2 separate regions of the Homo sapiens genome follow, and region 1 is linked to region 2. A link is a loop called in an ENCODE intact Hi-C map of the cell type or tissue named here. Cell type or tissue: dorsolateral prefrontal cortex. All regions are shown on one strand. Each heading gives the region's core, and the rest is flanking DNA. Links, peaks and the distances in the headings are about the cores only.

Region 1 (4,392 bases), core at 156-4,155, 580 kb after region 2:
ATTGTGACTAAAGGCTCATTCCTTCTTCCTCCACTGATTTCCTCACCATCACTACCACATATACATCATCAAGACAGTTAAGGACAGGTGACTTTGTTCTGTTGCTTAAACATATTTGCATGTACAAATAAATGTTGAACACTAACCTAATGCCTATTAGACCATAGGTACTCAAAAATTATGTATTTACTTTGCTTAAAATAACCTTTCATGTGTAGGGTGATAATTTTTTTCTTCATATGGAGTATATAGCCTTTTAAAAACTGATAGCCAGGTTCTTGCAATTTACTTCCCCCTTCCCTCTGTTTCTAGATCTAAGACCCCAGCATTTAAAAATATCCTTCTCTGGCTCTAAGTGATCCCTCAGGGAGTTTGTTTCAAGTTCTCAATCTGAGATTAGTTTCATCCCACATCTAGAGGACCTGCTTCTAATGGTTCATAAGGTACTTCCACTGGGTTCAAGAGGAAGACACAGCTCTAGAAATCACCTGCTTTCCCAACAGGTGTGTCCCATGGTGGGGAAGAAGCCCAGTCCTCCTAACACCCACCTGGCTACCTTAAATAGCTTGCCACAGTCTCCCTGCAGAGAGCCCAGACTAGCTGTGTGACTTTAAGCAAATCACTTTCCCTCCGTGGGCCTCTTTTCCTGGAAAAGGGAGGAGTTGGACTCACTAGAGGGTCACAAGGACCCTACCAGTGTGACAGATCACATCTTCCATGACTCCGCTGCTCCCTCGGCCCCACACTGTGGCCCATGCCTGGGATTTTCAGGTAACCCTGCTGGCCTAGAGGACTTACATAGAGTGATTTGGAGGGGGTGGAGGAGGAAATTAAGTTATGTGATGCCAGATAAGTCATTGAACATACGGATGAGTGCATGTTTATGAAGCACTGAAGAAACAAGCTTGCCAGATTCGTGGCGGATCTTGGATTGGAAGTTGGGAGTATGCGAGAGGTTTATGTGGGATTAAAGTTGTCTGTGGGTAGCTGAATTCAATAAGCTAAATCAGAGAGATCCCAAACTCTGCAGAGAGATCAGACCCCGCCTCTAACTCCAACAGAGGCTAATTACAATTTTGGGAAGTCCTCGAACCACACTAGGTCTCACTTCCTCATCTATTAAGAGCTACTGACTTTGATTATCTCTAAGGTCTTTCTTGACTTATCATTAATTAAATTGTGAGAATTGGGAGCTAGTAGAAAAATCTGGACAAATGCGTGGATGGAGAAGGGGATACCTCAAATGGCCTAAATATAGAGGGAAATGTTCTGTACAAGTGATACGTTTATTCTTGAATCGGAGATAGCATTGGAGGATATATTCTGTACAAATATTGTGCTTCAAATGCTTACCCCTCCATCATCATCAATGATATTAAAATCATTGCTTAACCTGGGATATTTGCTTAACCTGGGAAGCCTCCCTGCATTTCCCCAGAGAGCCTAAGGCTCCCTTCCCAGCCTCCTGATGCCACTTAGCAGCCTGTGTTTAATTTGCATTCCTAGAATGTGACTTCACAGAGAAAGGGATCTGTTGTTTTCATTTTTGTGTCCCCCACCTTGAATAGCGACAGCCACAGGAATGTGTTGAGTGAATGAATGCGTGACCAGCCATTGTGAGCTCAGAATGTGCAGCAGCGATTTGACAGTGCCAGGAACTTGGCTCAGAGAGGCAGTGCACCTTGCCAGGGCTTCAAAACAGTGTTACCTTTATCCCCCTTTTGGCCTGTCCCAAGGCTAAGGTCATGAATGCTCAGCGCTTGGTGGCCAGAAAAGGCTGTTCTTACTCCCTTTTAGAGACCTTTCTTCCCCACATCTTAGCCTGCTTAGTTCTCCTGCAAATTGGGGCTCTTGGTCACAGGGAATCGGGTGTCATTGCATACGCATTAGGATAACTCCTCGTTAGACACTCGGAAAGCAACTCAAAACACACGTGTACAGATTATTCATTAAGCAGTCTGTTGGTGGTCACGTGCTAAATGTTGGGGAAGATGCAGAGATGAATGTAGTGCTGCTGGCCTTGGGGTCTGGAAACTGGTGAAGGAGGCAGTCAGGTTACAATCATAGTGCTCCAGGGAGAACAAGGGAAGCAAGGAAGATGGAATACAGGGTTCCCACTTCAGGTGTTGTTTTTTAGTACAAACCATGATTGAGAATCCTCTTGGTTCAGGAGCAAGCTGGAGGGTCCAGGAATGGTCTCCGCTTCCACATGACAGTGGTTTTCTTGTCCCTGAATTCCCAGGGCTAGGGTGATGGATGCTCAGAGACCATTGTGATGGGAGCCCTTGGTCCTTGTGGGGAGAGTCGGGGGAACACGCATGTTGTACAGGTGTTGGGGCTTGGGGAGGTGTAGGTGTGCATGCTCACCAGGGTACTTCTCAGAAGTATCCCTGCTCGTGGCATGGTGGGGGTGAGTCCACCTCAGGCCCCTAAGCTGTGCTTCTACTTCCTTTCTAATTATACAGCATGTATTGTCTCTGTGACCACTTCTGACACAGGAACAGACTGCCATCTACTGTCCACTTCTGTCCTGAGTCCCTCCTGCTCAAGGAGGCATTTATTTTTTCTCATCCTGTTTTTAATAGATCCGGACACCAGGAGAAACAGACGTGGAGTCCTATTTAGTAATTTTTTTAGAATTTAGAAGGGAGCCTTCAAAAAACATAGCACATCTGTCAGATGGTTTCCGTATCTGTTTACAAAGTATTATTGTAAGGGGCCACTCTGCTGCCACTGAGTCTTGCTAGCCGCTGTGCGAGGTGCCGTGTGGGATACCAAGAGATACAAAGCAAGGCCTTACCTTCAACAGCCTTGCAGTCTACTTGCGAATACAGTGTAGATTTGCAGAGAAGCAGACTACAGGATGTGGCAGTAGATATTTGGTAAGAGGCATCTGGGTGGTAGGGACTACAGAGGTTTTGGGAGTTTGGAGGAAGGAGGAGCCCTTATAGGCTGGGGGATTTGGGAAAGACCAATATGGGTCTCCTTTTAGCAATCCCAGTGTTTAGGAAGAGGCTTCTAAGAGCTGCGCGATGTTGTGGGACAGGCTATGAACTGGAAACTCAGGAACCTGGAGGGCCTGAGGTCTAGTCCAGCTTCTGGCAGTCCTGCCCTGTGACCCAGGGCCTTGGGTTCCGCATCCTCAAAGCAAGGCTGTTGGTCTTCTTGTCATGTAAGGGCCCCCCCATCCCCGACCCTGCATCATGTACCACTCTTGGATGCAGTGGGAGGTGGTTTCCTGGTTTCCAGCTTGTCAAGAGCAATAGAGTCAATTGGATCCCATGCAGGAAGGATACCTGGATGCAGGGCCCTGTGCTGATGACCCCACATGCAGCAGGAGAGAGAGAATTTCCCCAGGGGAGTTTTGGGTGCTGTTAAAATACAAAGGGGGGAAATGTTCCATGCAACCTCTGCATGCCACTCCTCTCCAGAGCTTTCCTGGACTTTCCTTCCAAAAATATATGTGCATGGTGCTTTGCGTCCAAGATAGCTACCCCAAAAGAAATTGTATTAGTATTCTAGCATTGTTCATAGCTCAAATCTAAGATTCCTTCACATTAGAATTCATTCCATGATTGTTTTTATGGAGGTTTTCTTTGAGTATTTGAGACTTTTGGTAGCTGTGGATTAAAATGAGGAAAAGATTGTTTTCTATAGCTCTTTTACTCCTTGTCTCTTTTTCTCTGTCTTTCTTAGCATTTAAACCACCACCAAGGAAACCTCCAGGGTGTTTATTGCATATTCTTGCCTTTTGATGTGTGTGTGTGCATGAGAGAGAGAGAAAAAAAAAGAAAGGGAGAGAGGAGAGGCGAGAGAGAGTACAAGAGAGAAAGATATTTTAGACTGTGGTCTATTAGCATGTCTAGGAAATCAAGTTGAATTTGGATTGGGTTACAGGTTGAGAGACCTCAGCTCGTCACTGTAATCCTCTGACATTTCCCTTTTACTTTTTGGCTCTTGTCTGAATCAAGAATACATCTTCCCGTTCCCTCTTCCATGTTTACATCTTCTTTTGGGGCAGCTGTATAAAGTTACTGTCTGTCTACAGCAAGTCTCCTTAATTCTTTTGGGGACTGCTCGACAGAGGCACAGTCAAGGATAGAACCATTAGAGACGGTCAGCTTTTGGACAAAGACAAAAAAATATGTTGAGGAATAGGAGAAATGTTCCAATTGTCGATTATGTGTTTTCCTGTGGTATGCTGATGTCTGTGACTGTTGTCCACAGAAAGAGAGCGTGAGCAGGGGCTGGGGCAGAGATAAAAGGGAGATTCTCCCCAAACCAACAAATGTGGAGAGAGAGCAGGAGTCCCCAGCAACAGATATGGAGCCAAACAACCCTGGGAAGTAACTAGGAAACTTCCTGGTGACCTGAGATGTGTTTTGTAATCAC
Region 2 (4,392 bases), core at 173-4,172:
TCCTGCCTTCCTTGAAGATTCAGAGCCACATTCGCATTCTGACTACTCTCCACTAGAGGGAGACATCACCACTTGTATTTAATATTTCTCCCTAGACGCTCAGTGCTGCCCTGGGGTAAGCCATGCCTGTTGGAAGAGCTCACAGGGAAGGACCAACCCAGCCTGCGGTGTGAACCTACTCAGGGCTAGGAGTCAGCACTGCCTTCCTAAGGGGCTGCCGGATTCTCTTCCCCTTTGACAGAGGTGCGGCCAGCCGTCCAGATGTGGCTGGATGACCAGTTAAGGGGCAATCACCTGCCCTTCTGCCCCACTCCGCCGGAGGTATTGGGTGCAGAAGTAAAGGTGGCTGCTCGGGGATTCCAAGTAGATGTAGGGGAGCTGAGGCCTCAAAGGCTCCCGATCTCCTGGCCTGTGAAAGCAAGTGGACATCTTAGAGAGTCCTTGCTTATGGGTGCCTGCAACTTCCAGGAAGAGGTCGTAGAGGAAGCAGCAGGAAGTGTTCCTGGAAACTCCACGCAGAGGCTGGACGCCCTGGGAACTTTGGCTCAGTGTGCTCTGTGGAGGGATATTATCTGTAGGGACCAGGATATAACACAGCAAAGGGATCAGGTGTCCTTTGGAAAAATGATTTTCCAAGTCAAATTAAATACCACTTGCTTACAGATTTTCTTGAATCTCACCAGGCTAAGAATCAGGCTGAATTATTTTGAACGCCTACCTGATCACTGGACCCGGAGTGAGGAGGGGAGACATGGAAGGTGACCTTGTATGCAACCCTTTTTCCTCTGGTGTCAGTCTTCCACTCAGGGCCTTGGTTTCCCCCTCTGGCAAGCGGGAAGTTGATTTAGGTGATCTCCAGGTTTCCTCCTGCAATAGACAGTGGTACGTTCAGTTTTTCCTCCTGTGTTATGGGTCATTTGTCACCAACTTGCTACTTTCCGCAGTCTGAAGCATATTAAAAGCGGCCCCCATCTCCCACATAAGCAAGCATTTAAAAAAAAAATACTGGTTAAAATAAAATGAGATTGGCCTCTTAGAACCAGTCAACTCATCAAAGTGATGCTGAGCCCTTCTGAGCTCAACAATGTTGACAGTAATTTATGCATTTCACAGCACTAGGCTGGAAAAGTGCAAGCACAGGGCTAAGGCTTACATTTCCTGTGTCAACAGTCACTTGCCTGGTGTCTGGTTTCTTTTTTGGTCCTGCTTACCTTGTGCCAGCCGGTGCCAGCTCAGGGGGCTCTGTGAGGCCACCTCGCCTGCTGGTGACAGAGTCCTCACTGCTTTTAATTTCCAAGTACTGCTTCATCTCTTGGAGATGCTTCAGTGACTCCATTCCAAGGCGGGTTTAGATGACGAAGTGGATGACGATGGGGGGAGTAGGGGAATCTCCTTAGAGACAAACCTGGGAGAAGGCATTTCTCATTCCAGTCAATACATAAATGTTATTGATTGGAATCATATTGGGTACATATTGCTTGGAACAAGGAAGAAGTATCTTTCCACTTCCTTTTGTTTAGCTCTTTAATGGGAAAAGTCTCTGTTTTTTTTTTTTTTTTCAGTTTCCCTCTTGTCGCCCAGGCTGGAGTGCAATGGCGTGATCTTGGCTCACTGCAACCTCCGCCTCCCGGGTTCAAGCGAATCTCCAGCCTCCTGAGTAGCTGGGATTACAGGCATGTGCCACCACGCCCGGCTAATTTTATATTTTTAGTAGAGATGGGGTTTCTCCATGTTGGTCAGGCTGGTCTCAAACTCTTGACCTCAGGTGATCTGCCTGCCTCGGCCTCCCAAAGTGCTGGGATAACAGGTGTGAGCCACTGTGCCCAGCTGTTTCTGGTTATTAATAGGAACAAAATACCAGGGCATGCTTTGTCTAGGTCAGTCCTCATTCTTCATTGTGGATCAGAATCAGCTGGAGAACTTGTCAAAATGCAGATTCCTGGGCTCTGAACCCCCGAGTTATGGACTCAGTAGGCGTAAGAGGCCTGAGAATTTGCATTTCTATCCAGCTCCCAGGTGATGCTGATGCATAGGTCAAGGACCACACTTTGAGAAGCACCGGCGGGGAACACAGTGTTACCAGGTCTTGGTCTCCATCCAATGCAGTAAACACTATGCGATAACAACCTGGGGGCTTTTGAGCTTACAGGAACAGTCAATGCAATAGAAGCACGCGCTGCTAGGTCTCCAAGGAAACAGGGACAGTCTCTTCTCCCGCTGTTAGTTAATGAGAGTGTGGTTGTAACTAAACTACTGGCTAATTACCACGATCGTGGGAAGTGTCCCAGGTCGGCGCTATGAGCTTCTGCCACTAGGGGGAACCAGGGCTATTTCTCTGCAGGCTCCAGGCTGTGAGAAGAGGAAAAGTACTGAAGAGAGCGAGCAAAGCCTTTCAGAAAATACTGCAACACTGCGTGCCCGAGGCCCCCGCACATCGCTGCAATCTTGATGTGCACAGACACCGTCGAGAACCAAGGCTTGGCAGGGAGGGGGGATGGTTGATTTTCTAAGTTGTTTGGTTTTCCTCCCTTTCCTTAAAGTACATCCACATTAAGCCGTTTATGCCGCGGGTGACCTGTAGTATGAGAAGAAACACAGGTCGCTCTCCTGGCTTTGCAGATAGAGTAAGCTCAGGAGAGAGGGAAAGGAGCTGGGCAAAATGCCAGCAAGGGAGGGCTGGGCTGGCGGGACCCAGATGTTCCCTGCCCAGGAGCGTCGTGGAGAGAAGGGGAGGCATGCCTGGGGTTTGGACTGGCCAGCTTGCAGGTGGCTGTCAACCCTGAATGTTGTGGCATAGGTCAGGATGAGGTCCCTTGGGGTGGGGGAGGCAGAGTAATTCCTAAGGGAGAAAAAGACAGGAAAGCAGGTTTTGGGGCTAAGAAGACAAAAATGACTGAGAGGTTATTTTACCTGCCTTGAACTTGCAAACAAGTATGGGTCATGACCTCTTGTGAGTGCTGCCGCATGCCCTGTCAGCTGCTGTCTTCTGGGGACACGCATATTCTGACCGCCACAGAGGGCAGCATAACAGCCACAGTGCCTGCTGAGCAGGAACGTGCCGCCTAACCGGTCCGTGGCGTCCCTGCCTCTTTCTCCCTCATTAAGCCTCTTTCCCAGGACCACAGCTTTGGAAACAGCTTAATCTCTAACAAGTGATCCCGCAGGGACTTGCATTTCAGTCCCTAAAAACCACTCTGTTCCCTTTCTCGGCATGACAGTGGCCTTCTAATGGTTTCGGAGATAAGATATGAGCCCAGGTGATGTTGGGACGTGCAGAATCCATGGTGGGCTGCATAGGTATTAATTCGAGGAACAAATTTCCATAACGTGTGTGTTTGTGGGCATGAGGGTGTACACCTCAATGGCAAATTATCATAACAAAACATTAGCTATAAACATTTAGTTTGAGGACTTGGCGTATAGTTCCAAAAAATGATCTCATTAGCTTACTAACATTCACTTGTCCCTGTGACCAACACATGCAACTCACTGTTCGGAGGGAGCCCCCATCACAGCTAAACAGAGGGACCAGGAGTCTTCCTTCTTAAGCTGCAGCCTGACTTTTCTCCAGCTTACTGTGATAGTTTTCTGGCATGAGCAAAATAAGCAGACCCTGTCTCTCATAATTGAAAAGCGTGTGTGTGTGTGTGTGTGTGTGTGTGTGTGTGTGTGTGTGTGTGTATGTATGCATCCTTTTCATATTCCTTAAAACATTTTTAGCAGGTAAAATCATGTCTCTATGCTATTCTCTCACTGCCAGCCACAGAAAGGATCTTACACAAAGAAGTCCATGGGGCTCCCCTTCTCCTGCACTCAAGTCCTGGATAGGAGTTCTGACTTTTCTGAGTGACAGTTCCCAAAAGGGTTCCTTTTCACCTTTGTTGAATGCAGAAGCAGTGGCTCTTCAAGAGAGAGCATCTCCCTCACCCCTTAGTCATTCCGAGCTATTTGGCTCACAGGTACTTTCAGCATCAGATCTGGTCCTGACTCCAGCTTCCACTGAGTACACATCCTTAGGGCCTCTGCAGGGCGGTGCACCCATGCCTGGGAGGCCTCTCCATCCCTGGATCCCTGCGGCCACTCTTCAAGGCTCCTATTGCCAACCCAGGGATCTGCTGCTCCGTGCTGCTGTCTTGAGCACTGCCTGGCTGCTTGGACCAGGCAGGGCCCAATGACCACAAGTCAGGGAATGGAGAGAGGTGTTTGCTGCAGATTGAGATTCTGATCCTTCCTCTGTCCTTGAAGGACCCTCTCCTCCCCTGTCTCCCTCGCAGCCTTCTCCAGTGCTGGAGCTGACCCGGAACATCAGAGACAGGAAAGTCACTGCTCCAGTTGAATTTTGCTGCAGTTTCTTTTTTTCTCCCCTAGATGCTGAGAGCTATTTTTAGACAG

The links. A loop is a pair of places that touch in the nucleus more often than their neighbours do. Peaks named below come from ENCODE experiments on the same cell type or tissue, not always from the same donor. Only the 100,000 strongest peaks of a DNase experiment are listed, where the experiment ranks them.
Region 1: a loop joins it to region 2, with 2.8 times the contacts of the local background. A loop is called at or near these places in 9 of 110 quality-filtered maps.

The regions. Positions count from the first base shown.
Region 1 is chr12:5,440,085-5,444,476 of GRCh38, forward strand. The region is part of intron 1 of NTF3 (neurotrophin 3); the gene reads left to right. Among named protein-coding and RNA genes, the nearest start is that of NTF3, 10 kb to the left of the region's middle. In dorsolateral prefrontal cortex, for the core only: a CTCF peak has its summit at 2,498 (motif pointing left); no DNase peak of the experiment used is centred there; H3K27me3 peaks cover 3,815 bases.
Region 2 is chr12:4,855,581-4,859,972 of GRCh38, forward strand. No RefSeq gene overlaps it. Among named protein-coding and RNA genes, the nearest start is that of KCNA6-AS1, 27 kb to the left of the region's middle. RefSeq lists enhancers at 6-55, 66-115, 1,971-2,614, 2,143-2,437. In dorsolateral prefrontal cortex, for the core only: CTCF peaks have their summits at 254, 2,312 (motif pointing right) and 2,514; DNase peaks (open chromatin) are centred at 2,321, 3,021 and 4,118; H3K4me3 peaks cover 1,434 bases; H3K27ac peaks cover 1,376 bases.